2 separate regions of the Homo sapiens genome follow, and region 2 is linked to region 1. Evidence: chromatin loops called from intact Hi-C (ENCODE). Cell type or tissue: dorsolateral prefrontal cortex. All regions are shown on one strand.

Region 1 (5,000 bases):
CTGCAATTACCAGTATTTTTAAAAAATCCTAAAATGAAGAGAAGAGGCCTGTGGGTGTTCAGTCAAGGAGGGAGGGGTCAAGTCTCAGTCCAGGAACTACTCTGTGCTGGGAGAAGCAGCCAGATACGGCACAGGTCGCGGTAGCCGAGAAAGAAAGCGAGAGAAAGGGTGAGCCGGGGAGTCGCTGGGCCAGACTGAAGTGTGCCTGTGTAGAATAACTGGCAGGAGAGCTGCATTTTCTGACCCCGGGAGGTAAAAGACGACGCCGTCCTTGGCACTGAGTGCGGTGACCACCAAGAGGAGCAAAAGTCATGAGTCTCCGACCCCCAGGCCCCCGGCTCAGCTGCCTCCACTCCACCCTACTCTTCTCAGCCCCAGCCCAGAAAGCAGGCAGCGAGGCAGGTCTTTGAACCGGACCAGGTTCCTTCCCCAAACACCCGGATCCAGAGAGGGGCAGGAATTCCCTAGTCATTTTCCCCTGCTCCTCCCCACATCATCCGCCCGAGGGGCGGCAGATCCAGCGGAAGCTGTCCGTGGTGCTGACTCCTGCCTTTGGCTTGGCCGGACCCGCTGCCCGCTGAGCGCGCTGCAGCCAAGCAGGGGGCTCGTGTGGCGGGGCCACGGGAGGGTGAGGGTCCTCAGGTCCGCGACCAGCTCCAGGCTCTGCTGTTAAATCCCAGCCCGAGCCCTCTAGCGTCTCTGCCCTCCGCAACCTGGCCGCTAGGCAGGATCCAGCCTTTAAGAACGGGTCAGTCGTGCCTCTCTCAAGCCCCCAGCTGCATTGCAATCTCCCACCGCTACTTCCTTCCCCGCTCCTTCCCTCCTAAGACTGCACCGGCTCCTCCCGATAGCCTGACGCTTCGCGCCTCTCCTCCGCCCTCCTCCACTGTGCGCTCCTCCGGACCCTGACCCTCCAGGGGCCGTGCAAGCTCCTGCAGTAGAGATTCGTCCTCTTCGCTGCTCTGGCCAGGTTTGCCGGCCCCTCCTCCCGTTTCGGATTCCATCCTCCCCACACTGTCCTCTTCACTAGTTCTCTAAGCACCGAGCATGGCAGAGCGCGCTCCACCCCTATTTTCCATACATGGGAGCTGGAGTGGGGGGCGGAGCTGAGGGGAGGCGCTCCCAGTCCCTCTAAGAAGCTGCTAGCCCACTGGGAAACATTTGGATCCGTTCAGCTCCCGCGGAGAAGCGAGACCGGATCACCGACGTGGGCAGAGGACTACCGAGGGCCAGCAGAAATTCTGCCCCTTCTTCCCGCGAGTGCTTTCCCGCTCTCCAAACCCCACTCCCAGGTAGGATCGCGCTCCTGAGTCTGCCTGCGTGGACTGCGAGGACCGTAAATAGAGGCGGAAGCGTTTAAATAAACCGTATGTTCTAACCGTGCTTAGGTTTATTTTACAGAGGTGAGAGGACAACACTTTTTGCTACTTTTGCTGTTGTTCTGTGGCCGGTTATTCCCAAGGGAGGACTCAGGCGATGGGGGAGGGGCGCGGCTGGTGTAGGAGGTCGGATGGAGTATGGCAAGGGAAGTGACGGACTTTGATTACCTTTGAACAGGTGGCCATGGCCTCATCGACCACTCGGGGCCCCAGGGTTTCTGACTTATTTTCTGGGCTGCCGCCGGCGGTCACAACTCCCGCCAACCAGAGCGCAGAGGCCTCGGCGGGCAACGGGTCGGTGGCTGGCGCGGACGCTCCAGCCGTCACGCCCTTCCAGAGCCTGCAGCTGGTGCATCAGCTGAAGGGGCTGATCGTGCTGCTCTACAGCGTCGTGGTGGTCGTGGGGCTGGTGGGCAACTGCCTGCTGGTGCTGGTGATCGCGCGGGTGCGCCGGCTGCACAACGTGACGAACTTCCTCATCGGCAACCTGGCCTTGTCCGACGTGCTCATGTGCACCGCCTGCGTGCCGCTCACGCTGGCCTATGCCTTCGAGCCACGCGGCTGGGTGTTCGGCGGCGGCCTGTGCCACCTGGTCTTCTTCCTGCAGCCGGTCACCGTCTATGTGTCGGTGTTCACGCTCACCACCATCGCAGTGGACCGCTACGTCGTGCTGGTGCACCCGCTGAGGCGGCGCATCTCGCTGCGCCTCAGCGCCTACGCTGTGCTGGCCATCTGGGCGCTGTCCGCGGTGCTGGCGCTGCCCGCCGCCGTGCACACCTATCACGTGGAGCTCAAGCCGCACGACGTGCGCCTCTGCGAGGAGTTCTGGGGCTCCCAGGAGCGCCAGCGCCAGCTCTACGCCTGGGGGCTGCTGCTGGTCACCTACCTGCTCCCTCTGCTGGTCATCCTCCTGTCTTACGTCCGGGTGTCAGTGAAGCTCCGCAACCGCGTGGTGCCGGGCTGCGTGACCCAGAGCCAGGCCGACTGGGACCGCGCTCGGCGCCGGCGCACCTTCTGCTTGCTGGTGGTGATCGTGGTGGTGTTCGCCGTCTGCTGGCTGCCGCTGCACGTCTTCAACCTGCTGCGGGACCTCGACCCCCACGCCATCGACCCTTACGCCTTTGGGCTGGTGCAGCTGCTCTGCCACTGGCTCGCCATGAGTTCGGCCTGCTACAACCCCTTCATCTACGCCTGGCTGCACGACAGCTTCCGCGAGGAGCTGCGCAAACTGTTGGTCGCTTGGCCCCGCAAGATAGCCCCCCATGGCCAGAATATGACCGTCAGCGTGGTCATCTGATGCCACTTAGCCAGGCCTTGGTCAAGGAGCTCCACTTCAACTGGCCTCCTAGGGCACCACTCGAGGTCAATCTGGTGCTTATTCTCAGCACCAGAGCTAGCTAAGCCAACATAGGGCAACATTTCCAGCCCAGCCCTCTTGTCCGGCTGTCTGTCTTGTCCTTGTGTGTTTGTAAAATGTTAAGCGGGCTTTGGTGAGAGTCTTGCTCTTTGCTTGGGGGAGGCCAAAGAGAGGGAAGAGGATTTCTTATTTCTTCTTTATGCCCTTGAAGGACAAACAAAACTTTTTCTCCACGTTCAGAAAAGTATTTCAGAACCACGATTGCCTTCCTGGCGTCCCCTCCTCCTGCTCGTTGGTGAAATGAACAATATGAATGGGATTTAAAAGGAATGCATTGGGCTTGGTAAAGATTTTCAGTTTGCCTTTAGAAAAAGGACCCAGCTGAGAGTACCATGATATTGCTTAGTCCATTTGAACCCTTGCATTCCTAGAATTTCAGGTAAATATGTATTAAAACTCTACATCTAGGATTTCAGCATTTCCTGAGTAAGACCTTTATATGCCAAAAGGGTTTCGTTTTAAAACCACTTGAGTTTATAGTACAAAAACACCTACAAGCTCCCTTTAGAAAGGTCTTGCTATTGTTTCTCCCCTTTCCTCCCCAACTACTATTTAAAAATGATGAGACGAATTAGTCAATGAAGAGATAGATAAATAAAGAGGAAAAGGTCCAATTCACTTAAGAGGTCATTCAATTGTACCTAAGGACAGACATCCTCTGTGTATGTGTGTTTGTGTATGTGTGTGTATGTGTGGGTACACATTCAGTGTTTGCCACAAAGTGGGCACTCAAATATTTGGTTTTCTGAATACTCAATGTAAACTGTGTAGCGTGGCATTCTCCTGCAGTCTCTAATTGCTCACTTGCAACAGATCAACAGCTGTCATCTGACTGCTCAGCACCTGCTCTGTAGTGATTCTTGGAACATGATCAACCCAGAAATCAAGGACCGGCAGAAGTTTACTTAAGGACAGAACAGAAGAATAAGCTACCACCCACATGATGTGTAGATCAAACACTAATTACCTCCAGGGTTAAGGGAAAAGGTGAAGACTGTGGAGCATGATACCAGGCTGATAATCATCACCTTAACCTCCTGTGAGTTCTGTAAATGAGGACAAGTGCCTTGGGACAAAGGTCTCCACACTGTTGGAAAAGCAACTTGGGCAGTGAGGGCAGGAGTCTTGGGAAATGATACATAATATCCAGCTGTCAGATCAGCCTCTGTGTTCCCAGTAACTCAGTCACCATCTGTAGGGTTCAACTACTTTCCCAGCTCACTGAACACAAGAATCACTGTTTCACCTCCTCCTGCTTCTCTTATTCAGAAATAAGCTCAATTCATTCATTAAAATGTGCCCTAAAAGGAAAGGAAAGAGGGATGATATGGGAATGACAAGGGTTCAATCCTATTACATTCATGTCAACAACCATGGTGGGAGTGGGAGTGATCACGGTTGGGCTGGTTGGCATAGGAATCTTTAGTAGTTACAGGGCTAGACTTTTTGCACACAGTAAAGGGTAGGAAAGGCTGGCTTGGGAGAAAGGAAAAGGCAGGCAAAGATGGGTATGGAGGTTACCTCTGGCAATGGTGCTAAATGAACTTGAGCTTCATCCGTGGATTGGAGAACAAAGAACCTGTGTGCTAATAGTGCAACCCACCCCTGCCCCAGATAAGCTCATCTCCCAGGCATCCCGAGGACTGGCTCCTGTGCTTCCAGCAGCTATATTACTTGGGAGGCTCAGGGCCAGACATTTCTCATTTCCTCAGAGAGTTCCTTTGATGGTCATGTGTGGAGAGTGTAGATGGTAGAGGGGAAGGAGAGGGATTATTTGGGGAGGGATCTGATTCATCGTCGGCTCTTTGTTGGAAGGTTTGAATCACTGGTTCTCAACCCTGGCTGCTCCTAGAATCACCTGGGGAACTTTTTTTTCTTTTTGTAATTGATGTCTGGGCTCTCCTCCCAAGAGTCTAGTTGATTTGAGATGGTGCCTGGACACTAGCATTTTCCAAAGCACTTCAGGGGATTTTAATGTGCAACCAAGATTAAGCACCTTAAGAATTATCCTTTCTAGGGCTGGGCATGGTGGCTTACACCTGTAATCCCAGCATTTTGGGGGACCGAGGCAGGCAGATCACAAGGTCAGGAGTTTGAGACCAGCCTGGCCAACGTGTTGAAACCCTGTCTCTACTTAAAATACAAAAATTAGCCAGGCGTGGTGGCGCACGCCTGTAATCCCAGCTACTCGGGAGGCTGAGGCA
Region 2 (5,000 bases), 76 kb before region 1:
GAAGTCTCACAATCATGGTGGAAGGCAAGGAGGAGCACGTCAACGTCTTACATGGATGGCAGCAGGCAAAGAGTTTGTGCAGGGAAACTCTTATTTTTAAAACCATCAGATCTCTGGAGACTCATTCACTATCAGAAGAACAGCGCAGGAAAGACCCGCTCCCCTAATTCAGTCACCTTCCACTGGGTCCCTCCCACAACATGGGGGAATTCAAGATTATATTTGGCTGGGGACACAGCCAGACCATATCAAGTGGCTAATCATCATATGCTGTTCAGAGAGAAGGAGACTCAGGCCAAGGTCAGATATACTCGAGGCGGCTGAATGCTATTGCAGGGAGAGCTCATCCTGGAATCGGATCAGACAGAATTTTGGCTCCGCCATTATTAAGTCACTGAGCCACTCTGACTTCCAGTCTCATCTATTAAAAAAAAAAAAAAAAACTGGCCCATGGTAGTGAACACTGTTGCTTTGGCCTGCTCAGCTGCCATTTGCACTTCTTTATATAATTTTCTTGGGGGAACTGCTTCTGTCTGTTCAACATAGTCCTGGGCGGAGGTAGGTGCAGGGACTGCTGGTGAAGGCGTCCTGCCTTCTTCAGCTAGCAGATGGGAATGTACCTGAGCCAATCAGGCCCCTCTCCTGGAGCTGGAATTATGTATGGGGCAATTTGAAGTCCTCAAAAGGCAGGAGCTGGCCCTTCCCAAGAGCAGAGACACCCGGAGCTGGTGCTGGGGCTGTCTGATCCTTACCCTTCCAAAGGCTGTAGCACCTCAATGGTCTTTCCTTTTCACTGTAAGGGGTGACAGTCAGTGTTTGCCGCTTGCAGCCCACATGCCCTAAGACCCCCAGAGGATCCCCTGTGTGTTCTTGCTTTGCATGTAATCCCTTCCTCATAAGTGAAGTCTTCGTTAGCTGCTTTGAGCATTTCTAAAACAGTGGTAAACAAATGAATACATTTATGAGATGGTGGCTTGCTGGTTTCTTCCCTCTGCATTTTCTCTTTAGGAAAAAAAAGGGGGAGACTGTCTAGGCTGATCCTTAGTCTAGAGTTCCTGGGGTAGAGTGCCCAGGGACACAGTCCCTAAGAGCCTGTGATGGTTAATATTGTCAACTTGATTGGAATGAAGGTTGAAAGTATTGTTCCTGCGGGTGTCTGTGGGGGTGTTGCCAAAGGAGATTAACATTTGAGTTAGTGAACTGGGAGAGGCAGACCCACCCTCAATCTGGGTGGGCACCATCTAATCAGCTGTCAGCACGGCTAGATAAAAGCAGGCCGAAAATGTGGGAGGACTAGACTGGCTGAGTCTTCTGGCCTTCATCTTTCTCCCATGCTGAATGCTGCCTTCTCTCAAACATCAGACTCCAAGTTCTTCAGTTTTTGGACTCTTGAACTTATGCCAGTGGTTTGCCAGGGGCTCTCAGGCCTTCAGCCACTGACTGAAGGCTGCACTGTCGGCTTCCCTACTTGTGAGGTTTTTAGGACGCGGACTGGCTTCCTTGCTTCTCAGATTGCATGCAGATGGCCTATTGTGGGACTTCACCTTGTGATGGTGTGATCCAATACTCCTTAATAAACTCCCTTTCGTATATACATCTGTCCTATTAGTCCTGTCTCTCCAGAGAACCCTAACTAATACAGAGCCCTTGATCCCCGATGACCCACCAGCAGAGAAACCCAGGTGTCCTCTTACACTGACTGGCATCCCGGGGGTCCTTGCCCAGCTCCAAAGTGAGCTGCATGAGCAGGGTCTGGTGAATGAATGCCTCTGCACAGTTGCTGGCACATCTCTCAAAGCCCCGGTCCAAACCTTTTAATGGACTACAAAACACTGCTGGCCGCGTCTCTCCCCCAGCTGACCATTTGTAAATTGCTTTCGCCCTGATGCCTGATGGGGTGAAAAATGCATTTCCCATATCCAGACTGCAGCAGGTGGATTTCTGCCGCCACTGCAGCAGGAGCTCACAGGGCCAGCCTGGCAGCTTTGGCCCTGGCCCTCAGCCTGTGAGAGCACTGGTGGCCTTCTGGGAGTGGGTGGGCAGGTGACGGGCCCTGTTTGGGGACCCTTGCCCACACACCACAGGTTCTAATGGCTGGAATGGGCAGGGGCGAGGGTGGTCCTCTGATCACTGGTCACAGGATCTGCTGGAAGGGAGCCTCCGCTCCCACCCTGCTTCACTGGGTCCTGAGCAGGACACTGAATCTCAGGCCTCAGTTTTTGTTCTCTAAATGAGGCCCCTATTGAGCAGGTCCTTGCTTTGTGCCTGGCATCTTATTTCTCATGTCCCTGGGGTCTGTGCTGCTGCTCCCTCCATTCTCCATGCCAGGTTTGTTGCTGTGTCCTACTAGGGCTATCTGACTCCAGGGGGACATCGGGTACACTGGTGGCACTGCTAGGTGCCCACCCAGATTGAGGGTGGGTCTGCCTTTCCCAGTTCACTAACTCAAATGTTAATCTCCTTTGGCAACACCCCCACCCTGAGGACCCCTATTGTCCTCAGGGCCGTCCCCTCTGACACTGCCAGCAGCTGTTGGGACAGCACCATGGCATCTGCCTTCTTGGAGGGCTGCCGCCTCTCTGTCCCCTTCCTCTGAGTGAGACAGAGAGGAGTGAGAGCTGGATGCTGTCACATCATCTTTCCGGGGTTCAGCATGGGTGCTGGTTAGGAGCACAGGCCTCTAAAACTCTGTCTCTGCCTACAGAAGTCTCCATCCCCCACCCATAAGCTGGGGGTGCCCTCTACTAGAAATGGGTTAGCACTAACATTACAGACAATAATAGTAGCTATGATTATTTAGATGACTTTTCTCTTTAAAGGAAAACAGTTATCACTTAGTAAGTATTGAAAAAAACAGCAGTAATTATTATACTGTCTAGCCAAAGCCTGTTCAAGTTCCCTTTTAACTTTCTCTTCTTTGGGCTAAAATTAGATTTGTGTTTTCTTTTAACTCAATAAACAGTCACTGAGCAGCCTCCACGTATTAGATTAGACGATCTCCATGGTAATCCGGAGCGCCTGCATCTGATTAAATCTGTACCCAGGCCTCCGTCCAAGGCTGCGGTCCCTGAAAGGAAGTCCTTGTGGAAAAACAGTAGCTTTCAATTACCGAGTGTTTCTGTCGTCAGGCTTGCGCTAAGCACTTTATATACAAATTGGCATTTAATGACCAAAACAGTCCCATGGCGGGGCTTCTAATCCTGTTTTACAAATGGGATAAGTGGAGTTCAGAGAAATCCAGTAATTTATCCAGAGTCCCTCAGGTACCAGGGGACAGAGCTGGGTCCAACTCGGGTCTGACCCCGAGGCTGTGCCTTTTTCTCCCAGGCCACGCTGCAGACCCCAGGGAGTGGCACAGTGGGAATGAAACTCTGAGCCACTTCCGCAATTTAGCCTGTTAATAGGAAGCGAACATCTACCCCCAAATGCTGCTCAGACTGGCTCATTTGGCAGCTTCCTCTGATGAGCTGAAATGCTGCTGCTCTGCGGCCACCCTGGGAGTCTCATTCTGGTCTAATGGGCTCTGATGGGCAGTTAGAGATGTGATAGATAAAGCAGAGAATGAGTTAGCACCTAACCACGATGGGGGCAGGCAGCCTCTTCCTAAGCAAAGAGTCCGGTGGGACCGAGAGCTACGTGATGGAAGGGCTCTGTCCCCAACCTGGGAGGGGTTGGGATACTTAGGTCAGGGAGCAGAGTTGGAGCTAGAGTTCCACCCTCCTTCTTCCTCATCTGCTCAGAAACGGAGTGATGAGAACATAAATTCAGCCCCAAGGAGTCAAGAAGGACCTGAGAGGCAAACACTGAACAGCCAGTGCCATCTCATGCCCCACCCCACAGCTACCCCAAGAAGTAGGTACTCTGATTATTCTGTTTTCAGACGAGGAGTTAAGGCTCAGAGAGGTACCCGGAGTTACACAGCCAGTAGGTGGCAGAACCACGATGGCCAGACCCCAATCACAGCCCCACCTGAAACTAGACTCCAGCCTAGGAGCCTTGCTTTCTCCTGAAGACCCCACTGGACTGAGACCCCACCACCTGGAGTGCATCTACTGTGCTGGCTAAAAGAGCTGCTTGCTGGAAGCCCAGGTTCCCTGATGTCCGTCTTGCTGCAGAAGTCCAGAGCCTCATGTCAGCCGCCTCCCACAAATCCAGGTCTGGCCAGTGCCCCTTGCCCCCACTCTCAGCAACAACAGCGTTTCCTAGAGCTGTGCCCCAGGTCCTGATGTTCCCTGGCTGAGGGCCCTTGGCCAACAGACTGCGCTTCTGTTTTCTCCTTGGCAAGAAGAGGGCATCCCTGAACATCAGCGTGCTGAACTGTCACTAAGGGAGCTAGTCAGTAATGCAGCTTTTACCCTCCCCACCCCTCCCTACCTCCCTGAGATTCTGAGTCTGCAGGTCTGGAGCAGGGCCCAGAAACCTGCATTTCAGCCTCATGCTCCAGGTGACTTGGCTGTGCATGGTGGGCCCACCACACGTGGGGACAGGTGGGCTAGATTAGGTCTCAGGTTCTAATTTCTATATTGTATGAAAGTTGTCAATCAAAATGGAATCTCTTGTGTTGAAAACACAAGAGAGCCGGGGAAGTTCATGAAGGAAGTGTTCTCACACTTGGACGCCTTGGATACAAAAAGTATCACAAAAGCCTGCAAACCCACAACCTTGCACAAAGGCTATCACAACCTTACACAACAAATACTTCTGCAAGGACATCTGCCTAGCAACTGCCTGTCCAACCTTGGACTGGCGTCACCCTTGTTATTGATCTTAGTAGCCAAGGACAATTATTTCAAAACAATTATATAATCCTTCTCATTTTACCTTTAAAAACCTTTGTCTTCCTTTGCATGTCTGAATACACACACTGTTTATTATGGCGTGTGTATTCCCATTGCAGTGCTCTATTCCCAAATAACAATTTTCTTTCTTTTTTTTTTGAGACACAGTTTTGCTGTTGTTGCCCAGGCTGGAGTGCAATGGCACAATCTCGACTCACCACA

What was found. Hi-C counts contacts between places; a loop is a spot of excess contacts. Peaks named below come from ENCODE experiments on the same cell type or tissue, not always from the same donor. Only the 100,000 strongest peaks of a DNase experiment are listed, where the experiment ranks them.
Region 2: a loop joins it to region 1, with 2.8 times the contacts of the local background. A loop is called at or near these places in 6 of 110 quality-filtered maps.

Annotation. Positions count from the first base shown.
Region 1 is chr10:118,591,808-118,596,807 of GRCh38, reverse strand. PRLHR (prolactin releasing hormone receptor) reads left to right here and starts at 1,160. Exons shown (of 2, transcript NM_004248.3): 1 at 1,160-1,292; 2 at 1,558-5,000. The coding sequence starts at 1,564. The coding sequence ends at 2,676. RefSeq lists enhancers at 1-583, 584-1,392, 1,393-2,201. In dorsolateral prefrontal cortex, CTCF peaks have their summits at 2,038 and 2,239 (motif pointing left); DNase peaks (open chromatin) are centred at 1,057 and 2,247; H3K4me3 peaks cover 2,532 bases; H3K27me3 peaks cover 4,461 bases.
Region 2 is chr10:118,667,674-118,672,673 of GRCh38, reverse strand. No RefSeq gene overlaps it. Among named protein-coding and RNA genes, the nearest start is that of PRLHR, 75 kb to the right of the region's middle. In dorsolateral prefrontal cortex, no CTCF peak of the experiment used is centred here; DNase peaks (open chromatin) are centred at 1,816, 3,053, 3,467 and 4,215; H3K4me3 peaks cover 1,097 bases; H3K27ac peaks cover 2,276 bases.